Regions from separate parts of the Homo sapiens genome. Here region 2 is linked to region 1. Evidence: read pairs that join two places in POLR2A ChIA-PET (ENCODE). Cell type or tissue: Caco-2. All regions are shown on one strand. Links, peaks and the distances in the headings refer to the core of each region. The heading gives the core; the rest is flanking DNA.

What was found. ChIA-PET counts read pairs that join two places held together with the same protein. Peaks named below come from ENCODE experiments on the same cell type or tissue, not always from the same donor. Only the 100,000 strongest peaks of a DNase experiment are listed, where the experiment ranks them.
Region 2: POLR2A ChIA-PET joins it to region 1 with 7 read pairs; 2 of 35 experiments call an interaction of 5 or more read pairs at or near these places.

Annotation. Positions count from the first base shown.
Region 1 is chr11:61,981,752-61,992,837 of GRCh38, forward strand. No RefSeq gene overlaps it. Among named protein-coding and RNA genes, the nearest start is that of FTH1, 20 kb to the left of the region's middle. In Caco-2, for the core only: no CTCF peak of the experiment used is centred there; a DNase peak (open chromatin) is centred at 4,370.
Region 2 is chr11:61,759,600-61,770,685 of GRCh38, forward strand. It overlaps MYRF (myelin regulatory factor), which reads left to right. Exons shown (of 27, transcript NM_001127392.3): 2 at 6,026-6,113; 3 at 6,359-6,622; 4 at 9,661-9,722; 5 at 10,647-10,926. Among named protein-coding and RNA genes, the nearest start is that of MYRF-AS1, 7.5 kb to the left of the region's middle. RefSeq lists enhancers at 1,440-2,196, 8,503-9,079, 9,080-9,655. In Caco-2, for the core only: no CTCF peak of the experiment used is centred there; no DNase peak of the experiment used is centred there.

The DNA.
Region 1 (11,086 bases), core at 3,162-5,661:
TGTAATCCCAGCTACTCGGGAGGCTGAGACAGGAGAGTCACATGAACCCAGGAGGCGGAGGTTGTGGTGAGCTGAGATCACGCCATTGCACTCCAGCCTGGCCCACAAGAGAAAAACTCTGTTTCAAAAACAATCAAAGCAAAACAAAGCAAAAACAAAAAAGGCTACCACTTTGGGCTGGGCGCAGTGGCTCATGCCTGTAATCCCAGCACTTTGGGAGGCACAGGCAGGCAGATCACCTGAGGTCAGGAGTTCGAGACAGCCTGGCCAACATGGTGAAACCCTATCTCTACTAAAAATACAAAAATTAGCCAGGCATGGTGGCAGGTGCCTATAATCCCAGCTACCCAGGAGGCTGAGGCAGGAGAATCACTTGAACCCAGGAGGCAGAGGTTGCTGTGAGCTGAGATCATGCCACTGTACTCAGTCTGGGCAACACAGCAAGACTCCTTCTAAAAAAAAAAAAAAGAGTATCACTTCACTTTTGGCGTGGAAGGTGGGTACTTTTAAAGGGTGCCTGGCACACAGACATGAATGGCACATGGGAGGAAGCAGGCAGGTGGGGGGCTGTGTACTTGCTTTGGTGCCTTATCTACCAGGTGGCCGAGAGTTGGCGTCTTTGAGGACAGAACTGGGTTGTGAAGGTGGCCAAAACTCTCCAGGTGGGAGAGAGTTTCATAGCAGGCATGCTTTGGGTTGTAAATGGACTGTTGTCTCTCAAGGCAGTCCCCTGGTGGGACAGAGTTCCACCCTGGAGCTTCTAAGCACGAAGTTAGATAAACTTGCCCTGTAGGGAGTGTCTGGTGAAGGGAAAGTGAAAGGTTATAACTGCATTTCTAAAGGGACAAGTGGGATGTAGATAATAGGGAAATAGAGGAAAGAGAAGAGAAAAAATAATTAAAAATAACTCCTTCTTGCTTCCTTCCTCTCTCTCTGTCTTTCTTCTTTCTTTGTTTTTTTTTTTTTTTTTTTTTAGATGGAGTCTCGCTCTGTTGCCCAGGCTGGAGTGCAGTGGCACAATCTTGGCTCACTGCAAGCTCCGCCTCCCGGATTCACGCCGTTCTTCTGTCTCAGCCTCCCAAGTAGCTGGGACTACAGGCGCCTGCCACCACGCCCACCTAATTTTTTGTATTTTTAGTAGAGACGGGGTTTCACCATTTTAGCCAGGATGATCTCAATCTCCTGACCTCGTGATCCGCCTGCTTCGGCCTCCCAAAGTGCTGGGATTACAGGCGTGAGCCACCGTGCCTGGCTTTTCTTTCTTTTTTTTTTTCTGACAGAGTTTCACTCTCGTTCCCCAGGCTGGAGTGCAATGGCGTGATCTTGGCTCACTGCAACCTCTGCCTCCTGGGTTAAGTGATTCTCCTGCCTCAGCCTCCCAAGTAGCTGGGATTACAGGCGAATGCCGCCACACCCAGCTAATTTTTGTATTTTAAGTAGAGACGGAGTTTCACCATGTTGGCCAGGCTGGTCTCGAACTGCTGACCTTAGGTGATCCACCCACCTCGGCCTCCCAAAGTGCTGGGATTACAGGTGTGAGCCACTGCACCTGGCTTCCATTCTCTTTTTCATAGAAAAATGGGGGCACTTGGTTATAAGCGAAAAATAAGTAAAGAAGACCTGAGCTCAACTGCAGATGACAGCTTTACAGCTCATAAACATTTACTTTTATTAATTTTGCTGTTTTCTTTTTAAATTTAGGAGCCAGTACATTTTCTTGGACCCTTGTAAAGCTCATAGGCACTAGGCCTGGGCCTGTCTTGCCTAATAGAGAAATCTGCCTGTTTGAGGGCAGTGATGGTGATTTGTGTGTGTGTCCCTGAAGGAACACCAGGCCTGGAGCCAGGACTGTGGAAGCTGGTCCCAGCTCTGCCATTAACTAGCTGGGTGACCTTGGACAAGCTGCCAACTTCTCTGGACCTCTGTGTAGTCACTTGTCAATTGGAGATAATGTCACCTCTATTTCTCCCCTGTGTTCTTTGCTGAAGGGGCATTTCTTCCAGCTGGGGAGACTGGAGGGGCTTAACTGAGTCTTGCCATTGAGCCGAGTAAACCCAATTTCTTTGGGATCCATTTGACACTGGTTGGCTGCCCACTCTAAGCCAAGCTTGCAGCCAAGCTCTGGAGGAGTAGAGATGGCTAAGCCAGAGCTTGTGTTCACAGTAGCCCAGAAAGATAGGCTCAGCAGAGACGTGTGGAAGGGGCACAGTGGGATTCAGATGAGCAGCCTGAGAGCCTGAAAGAGCCATGGAAGAGCCTGCCAATGGAAGTGCCCTTTCCTTGCTAAGGAAGGTAAAATACCCAAACCAAGTCAATTCAGCAATGATCCTGGGGTGCAAGAGTGAAAGGGCCAGGGGCTGTAGCTGCCTCTTAGCCTCAGTGTGGTGACTCCCTTCTGTTATTTTTTTTTTTTTTTTTCCTTTTTTGAGACAGGGTTTAGCTCTGTCACTCAGGCTGGAGTGCAGTGGCACATACATGGCTCACTGCAACCTCGACCTTCTGGGCTCAAGCAATCCTCCCACCTCAGCCTCCTGAGTAGCTGGGACTATAGGTGTGTGCCACCACACCTGGCTAACTATTTTTATTTTTTTATTTTTGAGATGGAGTTTCGCTCTTGTTGTTCAGGCTGGAGCGCAGTGGCGCGATCTTGGCTCACCGCAACCTCTGCCTCCCGGTCAAGTGATTCTCCTCCCTCAGCCTCCCGAGTAGCTGGGATTATAGGCATGTGCCACCACGCCTGGCTAATTTTGTATTTTTAGTAGAGACGGGGTTTCTCCATGTTGGTCAGGTGATCTGCCCATCTCTGCCTCCCAAAGTGCTGGGATTACAGGCATGAGCCACCGCGCCTGGCCTCTTTTTTGATTTTTAGTAGAGAAGAGGTGTTTCCATATTGCCCAGGCTGTTCTTGAACTGCTGGGCTCAAGCAATCCTGCCGCCTTGGCCTCCCAAAGTGTTGGGATTATAGGCGTGAGCCACTGCACCAGCCCTCTCTTAACAACTTTTAAGTGTACGTCACAATATTGCTAACTATATGTACATTGTTGTACGAGAGTTCTCCCAGACTTTTTTCTCTTCCATGGCTGAAACTCCATCCCGTTGAGCAACAACTCCCCATTTCCCCTCCCCTCAGCTCCTGGAAACCACCATTCTGCTTTCTGTCTCTATGAATTTGATTACTTTAGGTACTTCTTATAAGTGGAATCATGCAATATTTCCCCTTTTGTGATTGGCTTATTTCATTTAGCATGATGTCTTCAGGGTTATCGTTGGTATAGTATATGACAGGATTTCTGGTTCTTAAAAAAGACTGAATGACATTTCATTGTATGTATATACTACGTTTTTTAAATCCATTCATCCATCCACAGAAATTTAGGTTGCTTCCACATCGTGGCTATTGTGGATAATGTCATAATGAACATGGGGATGCAGATATCTCTTTGAGATCCTGTTTTTTATTCTTTAGGATATATACTCAGAAGTGGGATTGCAGTATCATATGGTAGTTCTATTTTTAATTTTTTGAGGAGCCTCCATATCATTTTTCATAGCAGTACACCATTTTACAATCCTACCAACAGTTTGCAAGAGTTCCAGTTTTTCCGCATCCTCACTGACACTTGATAATTTTTTTTTTTTTTTTTTTTTTTTTAGACAGAGTGTCGCACTGTTGCCTGGGCTGGAGTGCAGTGGCTCGGTCTCAGCTCACTGCAACCTCCACCTCCCGGGTTCAAGTGATTCTCCTGCCTCAGCCTCCCAAGTAGCTGGGATTACAGCCACCCACCACCACACCCACCTGATTTTTTTTTTTTTTGTAGTTTTAGTAGAGACAGGGTTTCACTATGTTGGCCAGGCTGGTCTCAAACTGCTGACCTCATAATCTGCCGAACTGGTAATCTGCCCGCCTCGGCCTCCCAAAGTGCTGGGATTACAGGCGTGAGCCACTGCACCCAGCCCACTTTTTGTTTTTTTGATAGTAGCTATTCCAATGGGCATAAGGTGATAGCTCATTGTGGTTTTGATTTGCAATTCCCTGGTGATTAGTGAACATCTTTTCATACGCTTGAAAAAAAAGACGGTGAGCATCTTTTCATATGCTTTTTGGCCTGACTGTTAAAAGAAAAACAAACAAACGGAAAGAAAAAACAAAAACAGCATCAACAAAAAAGTCCCCACGCAAACCCCATCCAAAGGTCAGCAGCCTTGAAGCTCGAAGCTAGATAAACTCATGAAGATGAGAAAAAAATCAATGAAAAATTGCTGAAAACTCAAAAGAGCCAGAGTGCTTCTTCTCCTACAAATGATTGCAACACCTCTCCAGCAAGGGCTCAGAACTAGGCTGAGGCTGAGACGGATGAACTGACAGAAGTGGCCTTTAGAAGGTGAGTAAGAACAAACTTCGCTGAGCTGAAGGAGCATGTTCTAACCCAATGCAAAGAAGATAAGAACCATGACAAAACATTACAGGAGCCCTTAACCAGAAAAACCAGTTTAGAGAGGAACATAAATGACCTGATGGAGCTGAAAAATACAACATGAGAACTTCACAGTGCAACCACCAGTATCAATAGCTGAATACACCAAGCGGAGGAAAGAATTTCAGAGCTTAAGACTAACTTGCTAAAGTAAGACAGTCAGAAAAGATGAGAGAAAAAAAGAATGAAAAGGAACAAACAAAACCTCTGAGAACTATGGGATTATGTAAAAAGACTGAACTTACAAATGATTAGGGTACCTGAAAGAGACGGGAGAATGGAACCAAGCTGGAAAACATATTTCAGGATATCTTGCAGGAGAACTTCCCCACCCTAGCAAGGCAGGCCAACATTCAAATTCAGGAAATCCAGATAACCCCAGTAAGATACTCCACGAGAAGATCAACCCCAAGACACATAATCATCAGATTCTCCAAGGTCAAAATAAAGGTTAAGGGCAGCCAGAGAGAAAGGCCAGGTCACCTCAAAGGGAAGCCCATCAGACTAACAGTGGACCTCTCAGTGGAAACCCTACAAGCCAGAAGAGATTGGGGCCAATATTCAACATTTTTAAATAAAAGAATTTTCCAACCCAGAATTTCATATCCTGCCAAACTAAGCTTTATAAGTGAAGGAGAAATAAAATCCTTTTCAGACAAGCAAATGCTGAGGTAATTCATCACCACCAGGCCTGCTTTGCAAGAGCTCCTGAAGGAAGCACTAACATGAAGGAAAAACCCATTACCAACCACTACAAAAACACACTGAAATACAAAGACCAATGAAACTATGAAGCAACTACATCAGCAAGTCTGCAAAATAACCAGCTAGCATCATGATGACAGGATCAAATTCACACAATCTTAAATGTAAATGGGCTAAATGCCCCAATTAAAAGACACAGAACAGCAAGCTGGATAGAGTTAAGACCCATAGGTATGCTGTATTCAAGAGACCCATCTGACGTGCAAAGACACACAGGCTCAAAATAAAGGGATGGAGGAAAATTTACGAAGCAAACAGAAAGCAGAAAAAAGTAAGGGAGGAAAATTTACCAAGCAAACGGAATGCAGAAAAAAAGCAAGGGTTGCAATCCTAGTTTTTGACAAAACAGAGTTTAAACCAACAAAGATAAAAAAAAAAAAAAAAAGACAAGGACATTACATAATGGTAAACGGTTCAATTTAATAAGAATAGCTAACTATCCAGAATACATGTATGCACCCAACACAGGAGCACCCAGATTCATAAAAAAAGTTCATAGCGATCTACGAAGAGACTTAGACTCCCACACAATGATAGTGGGAGACTTTAACGCTTCACTGTTAATATTAGACAGATCATCGAGACAGCAAATTAACAAGGATATTCAGGACTTGAACTCAGCTCTGGATCAAGTGGATCTGTTAGAGATCTACAGAACTCTCTACCCAAAAACAACAGCATATACATTCTCCTCAGCACCACATGGCTCTTACTCTAATTTGATCACAGAATTTGAAGTAAAACACTCCCTGGCAATGGAAAAGAACTGAAATCATAACAAACAGTCTCTCAGACCACAGCGTAATCAAATTAGAGCTTGTGATTAAGAAACTCATTTAAAACCACACAACTACAGGGAAACTGAATAACCTGCTCCTGAATGACTCCTAGGTAAAGAATGAAATTAAGGCAGAAATCAAGAAATCAAGAAGTTCTTTGAAATCAATGAGAACAAAGAGACAATGTACCAGAATCTCTGGGACACAGCTAAAGCAGTATTAAGAGGGAAATTTATAGCACTAAATATCCACATCTAAAAGCTAGAAAAATCTCAAATCTACACCCTAACATCACAACTGAGAGAACTAGAGACCCAAGGCAAACAAACCCCAAAGCAAGCAGAAGAAATGAAATAACCAAGATCAGAGCAGAACTGAAGGAGATACAGACACAAAAAACCCTTCAGCCAGGCGCGGTGGCTCACACCCCTTCAGCCAGGCGCAGTGGCTCATGCCCTTTCAGCCAGGCGCGGTGGCTCATGCCTGTAATCCCAACACTTTGGGAGGCTAAGGTGGGCAGATCATGAGGTCAAGAGATAAAAACCATCCTGGCCAACATGGTGAAACCCTGTCTGTACTAAAAATACAAAAATTAGCTGGGCGCGGTGGCATGCACCTGAAGTCCCAGCTACTCGGGACGCTGAGGCAGGAGAATCGCTTTAACCCAGGAGGCGGAGGTTGCAGTGAGCCGAGATCGTGCCTCTGCACTCCAGCCTGGTGACAGAGCAAGACTCTGTCTCAAAAAAAAAAAAAAAAAAAAAAAAAACCTTCAAAAAAATCAATAAAGCTGGCTTTTTGAAAAAATTAGTAAAATAGATCGCTAGCTAGACTGATAAACACAATAAAAAATGATAAAGGGGATACCACCACTGACCCCACAGAAATACAAACAACCATTAGAGAATACTATAAACCCCTCTATGCAAATAAACTAGAAAATCCAGAAGAAATGGATAAATTCCTGGACACATACCCCCTCAAAGACTGAACCAGGAAGAAGTTGAATCCCTGAACAGACTAATAACAAGTTCTGAAATTGAGGCAGGAATAAATAGTCTACAAAATGGCTTTACAGCTGAATTCTACCAGAGGTACCAAGAGGAGCTGGTACCATTTCTTCTGAAACTATTCCAAACAATTGAAATGGAGGGACTCCTCCCTAACCCATTTTACGAGGTCAGCATCATTCTGATACCAAAACCTGGCAGAGATACAACAAAAAAAGAAAACTTCAGGCCAATATCCCTGATGAACATCCATGTGGAAATCTTCAATAAAATACTGGCAAACTGAATGCAGCAGCACATTAAAAAGCTTATCCACCATGATCAAGTTGGCTTCATCCCTGGGATGCAAGGCTGGTTCAACAGATGCAAGTCAATAAACATAATTCAACAGAACTAAAGGCAAAAAACATATGATTATCTCAATAGATGCAGAAAAGGCCTTCGATAAAATTCAACATCATAAATGGCTCTTATTATTTTGTGGTAAAACTAAGGATTGAAGGAACATACCTAAAGATAATAAGAGTCATTTATGACACTCCCACAACCAATATCATACTGAATGGGCAAAAGCTGGAAGCATTCCCCTTGAAAACTGGCACAAGACAAGGATGTCCTCTCTCACCGCTTTTATTCAACATAGTATTGGAAGTTCTGGCCAGGGCAATTAGGCAAGAGAAAGATATAAAGGGTATTCAAATAGGGGAAAAGAAGAAGTCAAACTGTCTCTGTTTGCAGATGACATGATCCTATATCTAGAAAACCCCATCGTTTCAGCCCAAAAGCATCTTAAGCTGATAAGCAACTTCTGCAAAGTCTCAGGATACAAAATCTATGTGCAAAAATCACAAGCATTCCTATACACCAACAATAGACAGAGAGCCAAATCACGAATGAACTCCCATTCACAATTGCTACAAAGAGTAAAATACCTAGGAATACAGCTAACAAGGGAAGTGAAGGATTTCTTCAAGGAGAGCTACAAACCACTGCTCAAGGAAATCAGAGAGGACACAAACAAATGGAAAATCATTTTATGCTCGTGGATAGGAAGAAGCAATATCATGAAAATGGCCATACTGCCCAAAGTAATTTACAGATTCAATGCTATTCTCATTAAACTACCATTGACATTCTTTGCAGAATTAGAAAAAACTACTTTGAAATTTATATGGAACCAAAAAAGAGCCTGTATAGCCAAGATTATCCTAAGCAAAAAGGACAAAGCTGGAGGAATCATGTTACCTGACTTCAAACTATACTACAAGGCTACAGTAACCAAACAGCATGGTACTGGTACAAGTACAGACACACAGACCAATAGAACAGAATAGAGATCTCAGAAATAAGACTGCACACTTAAAACCATCTGATCTTTGACAAACCTGACAAAAACAAGCAATGGGGAAAGGATTCCCTTTTTAATAAATGGTGCTGGGAGAACTGGCTAGCCATATGTGTAAAACTGAAACAGCACCCCTTCCTTACACCTTATACAAAAATTAACTCAAGATGGATTAAAGACTGAAATGTAAAGCCCAAAACTATAAAAACCCTAGAAGAAAATCTAGGCAATACCATTCAGGACATAGGCACGGGCAAAGATTTCATGATGAAAATGTCAAAAGTAATTGCAACAAAAGCAAAAACTGACAAATGGGATCTAATTAAACTAAAGAGCTTCTGCACAGAAAAAGAAACTATCATCAGAGTGAACAGACAACCTGCAGATTGGGTGAAAATTTTTGCAATCTGTCCGTCTGACAAAGGTCTAATATCCAGAATCTAAACAAATTTACAAGAAAAAAAAAACCCCATTAAAAAGTGGGCAAAGGAATGAACAGACAGACACTTCTCTAAAGAAGATATTTATGTGGCCAACAAATGTATGAAAAAAAGCTCAACTTCACTGATCATTAGAGACATGCAAATCAAAACCACAATGAGATTCCATCTCACACCAGTCAGAATGGCGATTATTAAAAAGTCAAGAAACAACAGATGCTGTTGAGGCTGTGGAGAAAGAGGGAACGCTTTTATACTGTTGATGGGAGTGTAAATTAGTTCAACCATTGTGGAAGACAGTGTGATGATGATTCCTCAAAGACCTAGAACCAGAAATACCATTTCTGGTTATATACCCAAAGGAATATAAATCATTCTATTATAAAAATACATGCATGTGTATGTTCATTGCAGCACTATTCACAACAGCAAAGACATGGAATCAATCCAAATGCCCATCAATGATAGACTGGATAAAGAAAATGTGGTACATATACACCATGGAATACTATGGAGCCATAAAAGGGAACAAGATCTTATCCTTTGCAGGGACATGGATGAAGCTCGAAGCCATTATCCTCAGGGAACTAACGCAGGAACAGAAAACCAAACACTGCACGTTCTCACTTATAAGTGGGAGCTGAACAATGAGAACACATGGACACACGGAGGGGAACAACACACACTGGGGCCTGTGGGGTGCAGGGGAGAGCGAGAGCATCAGGATAAATAGCTAATGCATGTGGGGCTTAATACCTAGGTGATGGGTTGATAGGTGCAGCAAACCACCACGGTACACATTTACCTATGTAACAAACCTGCACGTCCTGCACATGTATCCCGGAACTTAAAATTAAATTAAATTAAATTTAAAGAATAGCTTAAAAAACCAAAAACAAACCAAAAAATGCCTTTTAAAAAATTTAATTTGTTTGAAACAGGATTTAAAAAGTTCTGTGGACATGGTGGCTCACACCTGTAATCCCAGCACTTTGAGAGGCCAAGGCAGGCGGATCACGAGGCGAGGAGTTCGAGACCAGCCTGGCCAACATGGTGAAACCCTGTCTCTACTAAAAATACAAAAATTAGCTGGGCGTGGTGGCGGGCACCTGTAATCCCAGCTGCTCGGGAAGCTGACGCAGGAGAATCATTTGAATCCTGGAGGTGGAGGAGGTTGCAGTGAGCCGAGATCGTGCCATTGCACTGCAGCCTGGGCGACAGGGTTAGAAAAAAAAAAAAGTTATGTGGCTGGTTGATATGTCTCTTTAGACTCTTAACAGACTTCCTGGCCGGGCATGGTGGCTCACACCTGTAATCCCAGCACTTTGGGAGGCCGAGGCGGGCAGATCACGAGGTCAGGAGATCGAGACCATCCTGGCTAACACAGTGAAACCCCGTCTCTACTAAAAATACAAAAAATTAGCTGGGCATGGTGGCGGGCACCTGTAGCCCCAGCTACTTGGGAGGCTGAGGCAGGAGAACGGCGTGAACCTGGGAGGCAGAGCTTGCAGTGAACCGAGATCGTGCCACTGCACTCCAGCCTGGGTGACAGAGTGAGACTCCATCTCAAAAAAACAAAAACAAAAACAAAAAACAAAACAAAACAAAAAAACAGACTTCCTCCCCATCTTCTTTCTCCACCCCCACTCCTTGATCTGGAGCTTGCTATCTTTGTGGCATTTAACATGCTCCTCTGTCCCCTGAATTTCCTGTAAGTTGGTAGTTAAATCTAGAGGCTTGATCAGATATTTGGGGCATATTTTTTTTGGCCCAGTTACCTTACAGGTGGTGTTTTGTTCTTCCATCAGGAGGTACGTGTCTGTCTTTCTGCTTGTTAGCAGTTGTTGCTGTCTTTATTTATTAGGATTTGCAAAATGGTGATATTCAAACCTATCATTCCATCTTCCCTTACTATGTGAAATATTTCTGTAGAGAGAATCTTCCCTTTATGAACTATTTGGCTAGCCTGAAGAATAGTTCTTTTAAAAAGGATGAAGAGGCCAGGCATGGTGGCTTACGCTTGTAATCCCAGCACTTTGGGAGGCCGAGGCGGGCAGATCACCTGAGGTCAGGAGTTTGAGACCAGCCTGGCCAGCATGGCAAAACCCCATCTCCACTAAAAATACAAAAATTAGCCGGGTGTGGTGGTGCACGCCTGTAATCTCAGCTACTTGGTAGGCTGAGGTAGGAGAATGTCTTGGAGGTTGCAGTGAGCTGAGATTGCACCATTGCACTCCAGCTTGGGAGAATGAGCAAGACTCCATCTCAAAAAAAC
Region 2 (11,086 bases), core at 4,038-6,537, 220 kb before region 1:
GCGGAAGTTGCAGTGAGCCAAGATTGTGCCACTGCACTCCAGCCTGGGCAACAGAGTGAAACTTTGTCTCAAAAAGAAAGGTAAAAAAAAAAGAGAGGGGTCTCTGTAGGCAGCCTGTGGGGGCTCTTCTGCATTTTTGGTAAGAAGCTGGGAGAGAACAAAGACTACTGTGACTCAGATCGAAGAACCTGATAGAAAAACGGCTCAAGAGCCCCATCTTTGTCAGGTGTGGCTGCTGGGCCCAAGCTAACTGAGATTTGATGCGGAGAGGCAAAGGGTTGCTTGCACAAGCAAACATCTGACCTGAAGGCATTTTGACTAAGACGGCTCTGGTCACAAGTTGAAGCCTGAAGCAGGGCAGCTAGCAGTTATAGATTTTTTTTTTTTGAGACAGAGTCTCACTCTGTCGCCCAGGCTGGAGTGTGGTGGCACGATCTCGGCTCACTGCAACCTCCGCCTCCCGGTTTCAAGTGATTCTCCTGCCTCAGCCTCCTGAGTAGCTGGGATTACAGGCACGTGCCACCATGCCTGGCTAATTTTTGTATTTTTAGGAGAGACAGCGTTTCACCATGTTGATCAAGCTGGTCTCGAACTCCTGACCTTGTGATCTGCCCACCTCGGCCTCCCAAAGTGCTGGGATTACAGGTGTGAGCCACCGCGCCTGGCCATAGATCATATTAATAAAGAGAGAAAGCCCAAACCAAAGGAGGTGAGGCCACTGTGCCTTGCCCCCATGTAAACTGGTTGGGAGATGAGCCACAGCACTGGGGGCCCTCTGTGACTGGGGCGATGGGGAGGGGCTGCCAGGGCAGGCAGGGAGGCAGTCGCAGAAGGCTGACCCACTGGAAGGGATGGCTGGGGCCGAGGCCCGGAGGCTGGACTGTGCTGTGCATGTGTAAGAATAGCAGCAGAGTGCTGACCATGCCTCAGAGGGACTTAGGAGAAGGTGAGGATGTCCCTCGGAGGCTCTGGAGCACGTGTGCAGCAAGGCGGAGGGGCCTGGGGGAGAGGGGACAGCCTGGGCGGAGGTGTGCAGGCAGGAAAGGAGATGGGAGTCCTAAGAGAGATGGAAACAGGGCGGTTCACCCTGACTGCGGAATGGCCTCCTGGGGGTCACCTCGTTTAAGGTTCACTCCATGGCAGGGATTCGTGCTCCATCTGATGGAGAAGGAAGCCAGGGCTCAGGTCACTTGCTGAGGGTCATAGCCATCAAGTGGGAAGTCCACATTAGAAACCAGGCCTCTTTGACTCTGGAGGTCTCTCTGGGCATCGTGGTTATGCCCAGGTGGGCTGTCCCTTGACTGCTACCACCCTGGCCCTCAGCTGCTGCCTGAAGCTAGGGCATCCTTCAGGTTCAGATGCTCTGAGAGGACACTCAGAGCAACTGGGGTTGTCGGAAATAGGCCTGGGCCCTGGTGTCCTCTGCACCCCAGGTTCAGATCCACCAAGCCTGGCCAGCATCCTCGGGCCCCGGCCCACCCTACCCACAGCCACGTGGCTGACGGGATTTCCGCCATGTTTGGGGCATGAATTGACAAGTGCCTCATTGACGGGGCAGGGGAGGGGGTGGGCAGGGCACAAGCCTCCCACTGTGCCGTGTCCCCACCCTCCCCCGTTCCCCGGGACAATGGCCGAGACTCAGCCAACGGCCACAGCTGGTGGGGGGGGGGGCACATAAGCACAAGGAGGGGCGGAAGGGAGGGGTCCTGGGTGGAGGGACCACCTGGGCCCCTGCCTGCTCTCATCCTGCACCTGGCTTGGGTGCCCTCCGTTCCTTTCCTGGCCAGCTGGGGTGGCCTTAAGGAGACGAGGAGAGAAGAGCGGAGCGGAGGGGAGGGGGCTGCCTTCCCATAGTCTGGATCGCAGCCTGCCTGGGAAGGGGCAGTGTCTGGTTCCTGTTCCAGGCAGGTAATAAAGGGCCTAATTAATGAGGAGCAGCTGAGGCACACAGCTCAGCAGGGCAGGGGCAGGACCTGGAGGGGCCCCAGGTAGCCCCGGCCCTGGCCACAGCATGGCCTGGCCGAGGTCCCTCACTGGCCACTTGGCTCATCCACTCCGTGAACATTTCCTGGGTGCCTGCTGTGTGCTGGGATACTATATCCCAGAGAGACAGAACAGGGCAGCGCTCATAGCCCAGTGCCTGCCCCTGTAAGCTATGGGCACATGCCCATCCTTTCTGAGCCTCAGTTTCCTCATCTATAAAATGAAGAAAAAGAAAATCACCTACCTTGTAGGTTGGGATGAGAATTCAATATGAGCCATGTAAAGTGCATGGCACAGGGCTGGGCACAGAGTGGCCACTGGGCGAGTGAGCTGTGGGTGGTGGGCGGGTGGTGGACAGACACTCATCCTGCCCAGCGGGGTGTGTGTAGGCGGGAAGGTAAAGAACTGATGAGGAATTACAACGCCCCTGCCCATCCCTTGCTAAACAGAATGGGAGAGTCAGAGATGGCCTCTTGGGGGAATTTACATTTAAGACAAAACCTAAAGCCTGAATAGGACCTGGCTTTCTCAGGCTTAGGGAACAGCATGGAATGGCATGTGTGAAGGCCTTGATGTGGGATGGAGGATGGAAAGGAGGCAAGGGCTGACCACGGAGAGGAGGGGAGGCAGGGGACCTGGGGAAGGAGAAAAGGCTGTCGGGGGCAGGCAGGGGACCATGTCAGGCCTTGGACTGCCAGAGGGCTCCGGGTGTCTCCCCAGCAGTGGGAAGTTGTTGAAGGGTTTGAGAAGGGAAGGACAGAGATGCTGGTTTGTGAGCTCATGGTGCTGTTTTCGGGTTATTGGGCCCTGGGCAGCCTCGGGCAGCCTCTGGCGGGCCCGGCTTCCCTTCTCTCAGAGAGGTCTTGAGGATCAGAACGAGCCATATGGCCCATGTTCCGCTTCCTGCCTGGCAGGTACCCCTGCTTGGGCTCCAGTGATGTTCTGGGGCTCTTTTGGGAGCAGTGGGGAGGGGCGCTCCCGAGAGTGTGCCCATGGGACCCTGCCCCTGTCCTGGGTTCTTGGGGGCTCTATCCCAGCTTCGGCAAGCCCCCACCCTTGTCTTGTCCACCTGGAAAGTCTGTTAGAAATCTCCAGTGTGGTTCACGGGCGGGCTGGGGGCCGAGCGGCGTGGGAAAGAGACGACGCGGCCTCCAGGGCTTCCAGGAGAAGGTGTGGGGTCAGCGTTCCTCAGGAGGCCCTCCGAGCCCCCAACCCTCAAACTTCTTCCCCACCCACTGGCCTCCCCGCAACGCTGCCCCATCAGTTCCCTCCTCCCGCCTCCTTCCTCCATCCTCCGTCCGCCCGGACCCTGGCACGGGAGGGTCCCTCCTCCCCCAAAGCACATCTGGTTCTCGTTAGGGTCTCCCAGGATGCCTCTGCCTGAGGCCCCCTATCCCGAGGGAGGTGGGCAGGAGGATTAGGGGCGATTAGGAGTGCTCCTGGCCAGGAGAGGAGGGGGCTGGGTCTGTTATAAATAGCAACACCATGACTGCATCAGCCCATCATTCACCGTAGATTCCAAGTTCAGGCTCAAAAACTTGCAGCTTCAGCGGCCAGGGTGGGGGCGACGCTCCAGGTGGGGTGGGGAAGGCACAGCAACCGCCAGTCACACTCTCCCTCGTGGAGTCAGACCCCTGCACCTGGTTGGAATCCTCCTTGCCATGTTGCCTTGGGTAAGAGACTTGACCTCTCTGAACAGGGGATGGTGATTATGTTACCTATCTGAACATCCCCACTGTTTAGAGAGGGAAAATGCATAAAGCACTTAGAATCGTCCCTGGCCTGGTAGGCAGTCAGTGTGAGCTGCAGTCACTGTCACCACCACTGTCTTTGTCATCATCGCCATGATGAGTTGAGAAGCACTGGGAGATACTCACTATGAGCCACTGTCAAGTCACTGTCTCTGTCATGGTCAGCATTCTGGGCTGGGAGGATTGAGTAACACACCGCAGGTGAAGAGCCTGCAGGATGCCTTGCGCATAAGAAACTTCTGTGATTAGGCTGGGCGTGGTGGCTCACGCCTGTAATCCCAGCACTTTGGGAGGCTGAGGCGGGCAGATCACCTGAGGTCAGGAGTTCAAGACCAGCCTGGCCAACATGGTGAAACTCTGTCTCTACTAAAAATACAAAAAATTAGCCGTGTGTGGTGGCGGGCGCCTGTAATCTCAGCTACTCGGGAGGCTGAGGTGGGAGAATCGCTGGAACCTGGGAGGTGGAGGTTGCAGTGAACCAAGATTGCACCACTGCACTCCAGCCTGGGAGACCGAGCAAGACTCAGTCTCAAAAAAAAAAGAAATAAAGTAAAGAAACTCCTGTGATTATTAATGTATTTGATTCACAAAATGCCTGGCACACAGTAGGCACTCAGTAAATGGGACCCGTGGTTACAGCAGGGTGGGGCTTGAGCAGAGGCAGGGTCCTGGAACCCAGGCACACAGACTGGCCACGCCCAGCTCGAGAAGCTGCTCTTGCCCCGGCCACACCGCCCTGGACGGCCATTGGTGGTGCGTGGTGGGTGTCCCTTGTTCCTAGCTGGGCGAGCTGGGGGTGGGGGTCAGCAGGAGGGCCCTGGCCTGTCGCAGGCAGCGCGTGACTCCTAGGAGGGCTTAGCCGCTCATTAATCACCTAAGCGGGGCTCAGCATTCTTGAAATGCCGGCTGAGGCCAGGGAGGGGCCTGGGCGGGGGGCTCCCGGGGACCCCAGGGCTCTGGGGCTGGGAAGTGAGGACGGCTGTTCCGACCGATGAGCACCCACTAAAGTGGCTGGCACTTCACACACCTCATCTCGTTTCATACTCAAAACAGCCCCTTGAAGCCATAGCTGTACATGTCCCCATTGCACGAATGAGGAGACTGAGGCGCAGAGAGTGCATGTGACCTGCCCAAGGTCACTCAGCAGGGAGTGGCTGAGCCAGGATTTGTTCCTGGACCTGTCTGAGCTCAACAGGAGAGGGCAGACCCCAGACTCAGGCTCCAGAGGCCTGTGGGAGGGGCCCTCCTGCCTCAGTGGGGCTGGCCAGCCCGGGTCAGCCGTGTGGGTGGGGCTGTCCTCCATTATCGGGGTTGACGCATCTCCCACGTCAGCCCCCTTATCACCCCGCCCTCTGGCTCCCCCTGCAAGGTGACCCTGGGAGGGGAAAGGCCGGCACCTCCCCCGTCCTCCCTCATGATGCCCAAGAGCCCTGGCTGCCTTTCCTCTAGGGGCCCCTCCCCTTGGTGGGGCCGGGGCCAGCGCAGAGGGCCCAGGAGAGGGCGGCAGGCAGAGGAGTGGAGCTCTGGCGGCCATCATTCCCTGCTGGGAGGCCGGGGCAAGCCCTTCCTTCTCTAGGCTTCTGCCTCCTCTGGAAAAAGGGGGCTAAGTTCCCCCGCCTGTGCCCAACAGGGTGATGGGCATATCCAATGAGGGTGCAGGGAGCTCTCCTGATTCTGATCCCCACTCCCGCCTGCGGCCAGGGCCTGGGTGCAGGAGACTCCCACAGCCCTGTGGGCCCCCAGGATATATGGTCCCACTCAGCCAGGCCTCGTGCTCCTGCGTTCCTGGAGCTGGGCCATCTGGACTGACCCCTGGAGGACACGGCAGGACAGTGCCTGTTGGGTCCGAGCCATCCCATCGAGGGCAGTGGGCACCCACGGGGCTCTCGACTCAGTAAGCACCTCATTTGTGCCTCACAGCACCCCATAAGACAGAGGCACAGTGACCCCATTTGACAGATTAGTGGAAAGGACTTGTTCCCTGTCACACAGCTAGAAAGAGGCATGGCAGGATCGGCCTCTCTGTACCCAGATCCATGCCCTGGGCCCCTCTCCTCCTCTGAGACTCAAGGTGGCCTTGTGGTGGGGCGGGGGGGCATTATCAGTGCTTCCTGGAGGGGTGCCAGGCAGTGGAGGGTGAGAGCCGGCCCCCACATGGATACCTGGGTGGGAAGGAGCAGGGGCATCTGTTTTGGAGGGCCAGCCTGGGCAGGGATGGAGGGCTGGGCCCTGAAGCCCAGGGTCTGCAGGGAGCTGGGCCTCTTCCCTAGCCCATCTCTCCTGCCCTGCAGGCCACGACATCAACGGTGCCCTGGAGCCCTCCAACATAGACACCAGCATCCTGGAGGAGTACATCAGCAAGGAGGATGCCTCCGACCTGTGAGTGGCCCCCTCGCCCGGCCTGCACCCGCCCAGCCCCAGCCCTTCGCCTCCCTTCTGTCACCAGGGAGGTCTGAGGGCCGGACCTGGGGTCTGCTGTGGTCCCACCTCTGAAAGCTGCTCCTCGTCCCTTCCCAGCCACTGACTCCTCCGAAATCTCCATAGTTCCCTGCAGGGAGGGGGCGGCTACTTCCCTGCTGGGGCTGGGGTCCTGGCTGGAGCTGAGCCGCCCCCCTTCCCCGCAGCTGCTTCCCTGACATCTCTGCTCCAGCCAGCTCGGCCTCCTACTCCCACGGGCAGCCTGCGATGCCTGGCTCCAGCGGGGTCCACCACCTGAGCCCCCCTGGGGGTGGACCCTCCCCGGGGCGCCATGGTCCCCTCCCACCCCCGGGCTACGGCACCCCGCTGAACTGCAACAACAACAACGGCATGGGCGCTGCCCCCAAGCCCTTCCCGGGGGGCACCGGGCCCCCCATCAAGGCTGAGCCCAAGGCTCCCTATGCCCCAGGGTGAGTAAGGGCAGGGAGTAGGGGGATACAGCGGCATAGGGGCAGGCAGGGAGCAGGGCTGTGGCCGTGACCTGGGAGGTGCTAGACACTGGCCTGGCATGGGATGGGCTGGGTGACTGGCTGTGCGTGGGCAGGTGAGGGAAGGGAGGATGAGTCCAGGTCAAGGGGGGACTCCTGGGCTTTGTTCTGAGGCAGTGGGCAGCCACAAAGCTTCTAAGCATGGGAGTGATGAGGGCTGACGTAAGTGCTAGAAAAATCTCGATGCTGTGTGGAGAGTGGACAGGAAGCGGCGGGACTGGAGGCTGTGACTGTTTACCTTCATGGGAACACCTGCATACCCGTGCACGCGCGCCAAGCCCACCCACTTACGCATCCAGCTGACGTGTACTGTGGCCACAGGAGCTGGCCCATGGCTCAGATGTGGCACCTCAGTTCCCCCCTACCCAAGCAAGCCTCATGGGGCCCAGAACCCAGGCCCTTCCCCCCATCTTTCTGAGGAGTCCACACCAAGGGCCTGACCCAGGGCTGAACCTTAGGCCTGGCTTTGACCAAAGGTTCCAGGCAGCCACCCGGCCAGCCAGACTCCAGGGCAGCTCCCGGGGCACATGCTCACAGCGGGAGGCTGGGAGCATGGGTCTGCAGGGGAGCTCAGGGCAAATGTAGGGGCCCCTGTCTCTGGGTGGAAGAGCATTAAAACACTAGGTGCATGAACTCTGTGTTCAGACAGCCTGGCTCCAACTTCAGCTTCCCCATTTATCAGCCGTCTGCCTCGGTAACCCATGGCCTCAGTTTCTTCTGTGAAGTGAGCCCTCAAATGCTTACCCCTCAAGATTATCGTGGGAAGCAACAAGGGCACAGAGGATGCCCTGGGTGCATGGTGGCCATGGACACATGGCCGGCCGTGCTTCCTGAGCTCCCTGGCTTTTGGGGAGAAGGGAGTGGAGGCCAGGCTTGGGGTGCCAGGGGTGAACCTTTGCTGCAGAAGGCAAACTGTTTGCTTGAGGCTGTGAGGCTGTTCCTAAACTACAGGCCCCTGGGGGCAGAGGGAGGAGAACTAACATTTGGTAAGCGCCTGCTGGTGCCCACTGCTGTATCATGTGCCTATGATTGCGTGAGCTCATCAGCCTTCCTGGGTATCCAGCTCCTGGGAGACCCCACAAGGAGCCCTGGCCACTGCTACCGTCAGGATTTTAATGGCACACTGAGGCTCAGAGAGGGAAAGGGGCTTGTCCAGAGCCACACAGGGACTCTGTGGGCAGGGCCACTCCAGGAAGGGACCCAGGGCCAGACCTGAGTCTAGGTGATAAACAAGACAGACATGAGGCTGGGTGTGGTGGCACACACCTGTAATCCCAGCACTTTGGAAGGCCAAGGTAGGCATATTGCTTGAGCCCAGGAGTTCAAGACCAGTCTGCAACATGATGAAACCCCATCTCTACAAAAAATACAAAAATTAGCTGGGTGTGGTGGCGTGTGCCTATAGTCCCAGCTACTCGAGAGGCTGAGGTGAGAGAATAGTTTGAGCCAGGGAGGTCGAGGCTACAGTGAGCTGTGATCATGCCACTGCTAGGGACAGAGTAAGACCCTGTCTCAAAAAAAAAAAAAAAAAAAAAAGGCCAGGTGCGGTGGCTCATGCCTGTAATCCCAGCACTTTGGCAGGCTGAAGTGGGCAGATCACTTGAGGCCTGGAGTTTGAGACCGGCCTGGGCAATATGGTGAAACCCTGTCTGTACTAAAAATACAAAAATTAGTTGGGTGTGGTGGCGCATGCCTGTAATCCCAGCTACTTGGGAGGCTGAGGCACAAGAATCGTTTGAACCTGGGAGGTGGAGGTTACAGTGAGTGGTGATTGTGCCACTGGACTCCAGCCTGGGTGACAGAGCGAGACTCTGTCTCAAAAAAAAAAAAAAAAGAAAGAAAAGAAAAAAAACAGACACACGGCTCTGCAGTGGCTCCTGAAGCCTAACTGGGGAGAGGTATTCACCAGTACATCTCCAAGTAGAGGAATAATCAGGTGCCAGAGGAACTTAAGAGGAGAGAACACAAGGTGCTGTGGACTTGGGGCATGGGACTGCAGGGACTGCAGGGTGTGAAAGACCTTAACACATTACAGAAGGCCTGGCCATTGTCAGGGAAGTACAGGACGGAGTGGCAGCCCAGGGGGCCTGAGGCTGTGGCGAGGAGTATGGGTTTGAGTCCCCATACACGTTTTTGTATCATTCACACAAAACCTGCAGGGTCTGTGTTCTTGAATCGTTGTATAGGTTTCTACATGAGGCCCCGAAGGTGGGTGGGTGGCTGGCACAGGGATGCAGGGGGACTCTGGAGCCAGCCCCAGGGCTGTGTCCACAACAGGGCCATGGCCTCTCTGGCAGTTCCCTGGGCATGGGAATGGGGAGTTGCTCCAGATGTGGGGACCAGGGATGGCCAAAGAGCTGGATCCCATATGGCCACAGCCTTCCACTTGCTGGGTGAGCACAGGGTTCACGCAGGACGTGTTGACCTCTTGGGTTGAGTTTGTTCTTTTTCCTGAACACTGATAAAAGTGAAACCTGCAAGAAAAAAATAAACCCAGGCCCGGTGGTGCTGGCTCCCTTCCCAGTCCACACCTGCCTCTGGTGGGGCAGCCCCCCATGACCTGCTGAATGCCCTGAGGCCCAGCCCCCTAGGGCCCTGTGTTTCCAGGAAGCTGTGGGGCTTCAGTGGGTGCAGGAAGAGAGAAGAAGTCCTGGCCTTCGGTCTGGGGCGGGAGTCTTTGAGTCCCTGTGCCATCATCAAGGACACTAGTAACTGCCCCCCAAGTGCCCTGTAGGTCTGAGGGGATCCTGGGCGGTCCCCTACCCACAATTCGGCCCCAGGCCCTGCCAGGCACCCCAATGTGGGTGGTGCGGAGAAATGCCCCTAAGGGTGGATGTGACGAAACCTCAGTGTCGCCAGCTTCTGGGGGGCTGTGGGACCCTACCACGCAGAGAAGCTGCCCAGCTGGAAGGCAGAAGCTCAGCTGCTCACCCCCCGGCCCCTTCCCCTGGCTCTCGCAGCACACTGCCGGACTCTCCCCCAGACTCGGGCTCCGAGGCCTACTCCCCCCAGCAGGTGAATGGTGAGTCCAGCGGGCACCGCCCTCCTGCTCCAGGGTTTGGGCAAGTAGTTGGGGCGGCCTTATCAGGGAGGTAGGGGAGGAGGGAGGGGGCCAGCGGCTGCCCAACGGGCTGAGATTATCGCTGGTCAAATACTCCCTGGCGCTTGGCTATTGTTTCCCCACGGGCGGGTGGGGAGCCTGGCCCTGCCTCTGAGCAAGTATCCCCGCGGTGATGCCACCCGCCTGCCCGCCTGCGCCATCATGGACGCACCCTTCGGCGGTAAGTGGGTGGCTGGGGAAGGCCGTGGGTGCAGCCTGGGTGCAGGCTTCCCAGGCCGGGCCCACCTCACCTTAGAGGGTGCTCAGGGGTGCCCTGGCCCCCAGGTGGCCAAGAGCAGAACCACCGCGGGAGCAGGCTCCCCGCAGTCCGGATTGGGGTCAAGAGTTCTGTTTATCTTACCAAAAACATCCCTGGAATGCCTCCTGGGGAACAAAGGGAGCTGGGGCCTCCCCGCTCAGGCTGGGGGGCTGGCCCCTGAGAGCCCAGAAGAGGGACTGCCTGCCGGAGAGGGGAACACTGGGCAGGCCTGGGCTGGGGGTCTCCGGAGACGCCTTCCTGAGGCCCAGAGGAGGAGCAGGCCTCAGAGGAGATGGGGACGGAGGGGGACCTTTAGATTTGGGTTGGATTCTCCTGGTCCAGCCTGGGGGCAGGAGGTGGCTAGGATGAGGTGAAAGGCTGCCCCTCCTTGGGCAGGTTTGTGCCTCCCTGCCCAGGCCTCTAGTAGGTGGCTGACCAACGGCCCTCCCACCTAGGGTAGGTGGGGGGCAGCCCCCGGGCTTGGCTCAGGACGGGGTGGAAGCAGGAGACTCTGCCTTGGGGAGGACAGTGCCCAGGAGCCTGAGTGAGGTTGGTCTCAGATGCCCGCTCCCCCATCTCTCCTGCAGAGCCCCACCTCCTGCGCACGATAACCCCTGAGACACTGTGCCACGTGGGAGTGCCCTCCCGCCTGGAGCATCCGCCCCCACCTCCAGCCCACTTGCCAGGCCCCCCGCCACCCCCACCACCCCCACCTCACTACCCTGTCCTGCAGCGGGATCTGTACATGAAGGCCGAGCCCCCGATCCCCCACTACGCTGCCATGGGGCAGGGGCTGGTGCCCACTGATCTTCACCACACCCAGCAGTCCCAGATGCTGCACCAGCTCCTGCAGCAGCACGGAGCTGAGTAAGACGTGGGTGGCTGGCTCCATGGGGTGGGAAGGTGGGGTACAGGGACCAGGGTGGGCAGGGCGGCGGGCAGGCCAGAGAGGGAGGTAGGGACCGGGATGCACCCAGGGAGGGCAGAAGGCTCTGCAGGGCAGATGGGGGTAACATATTTATACATG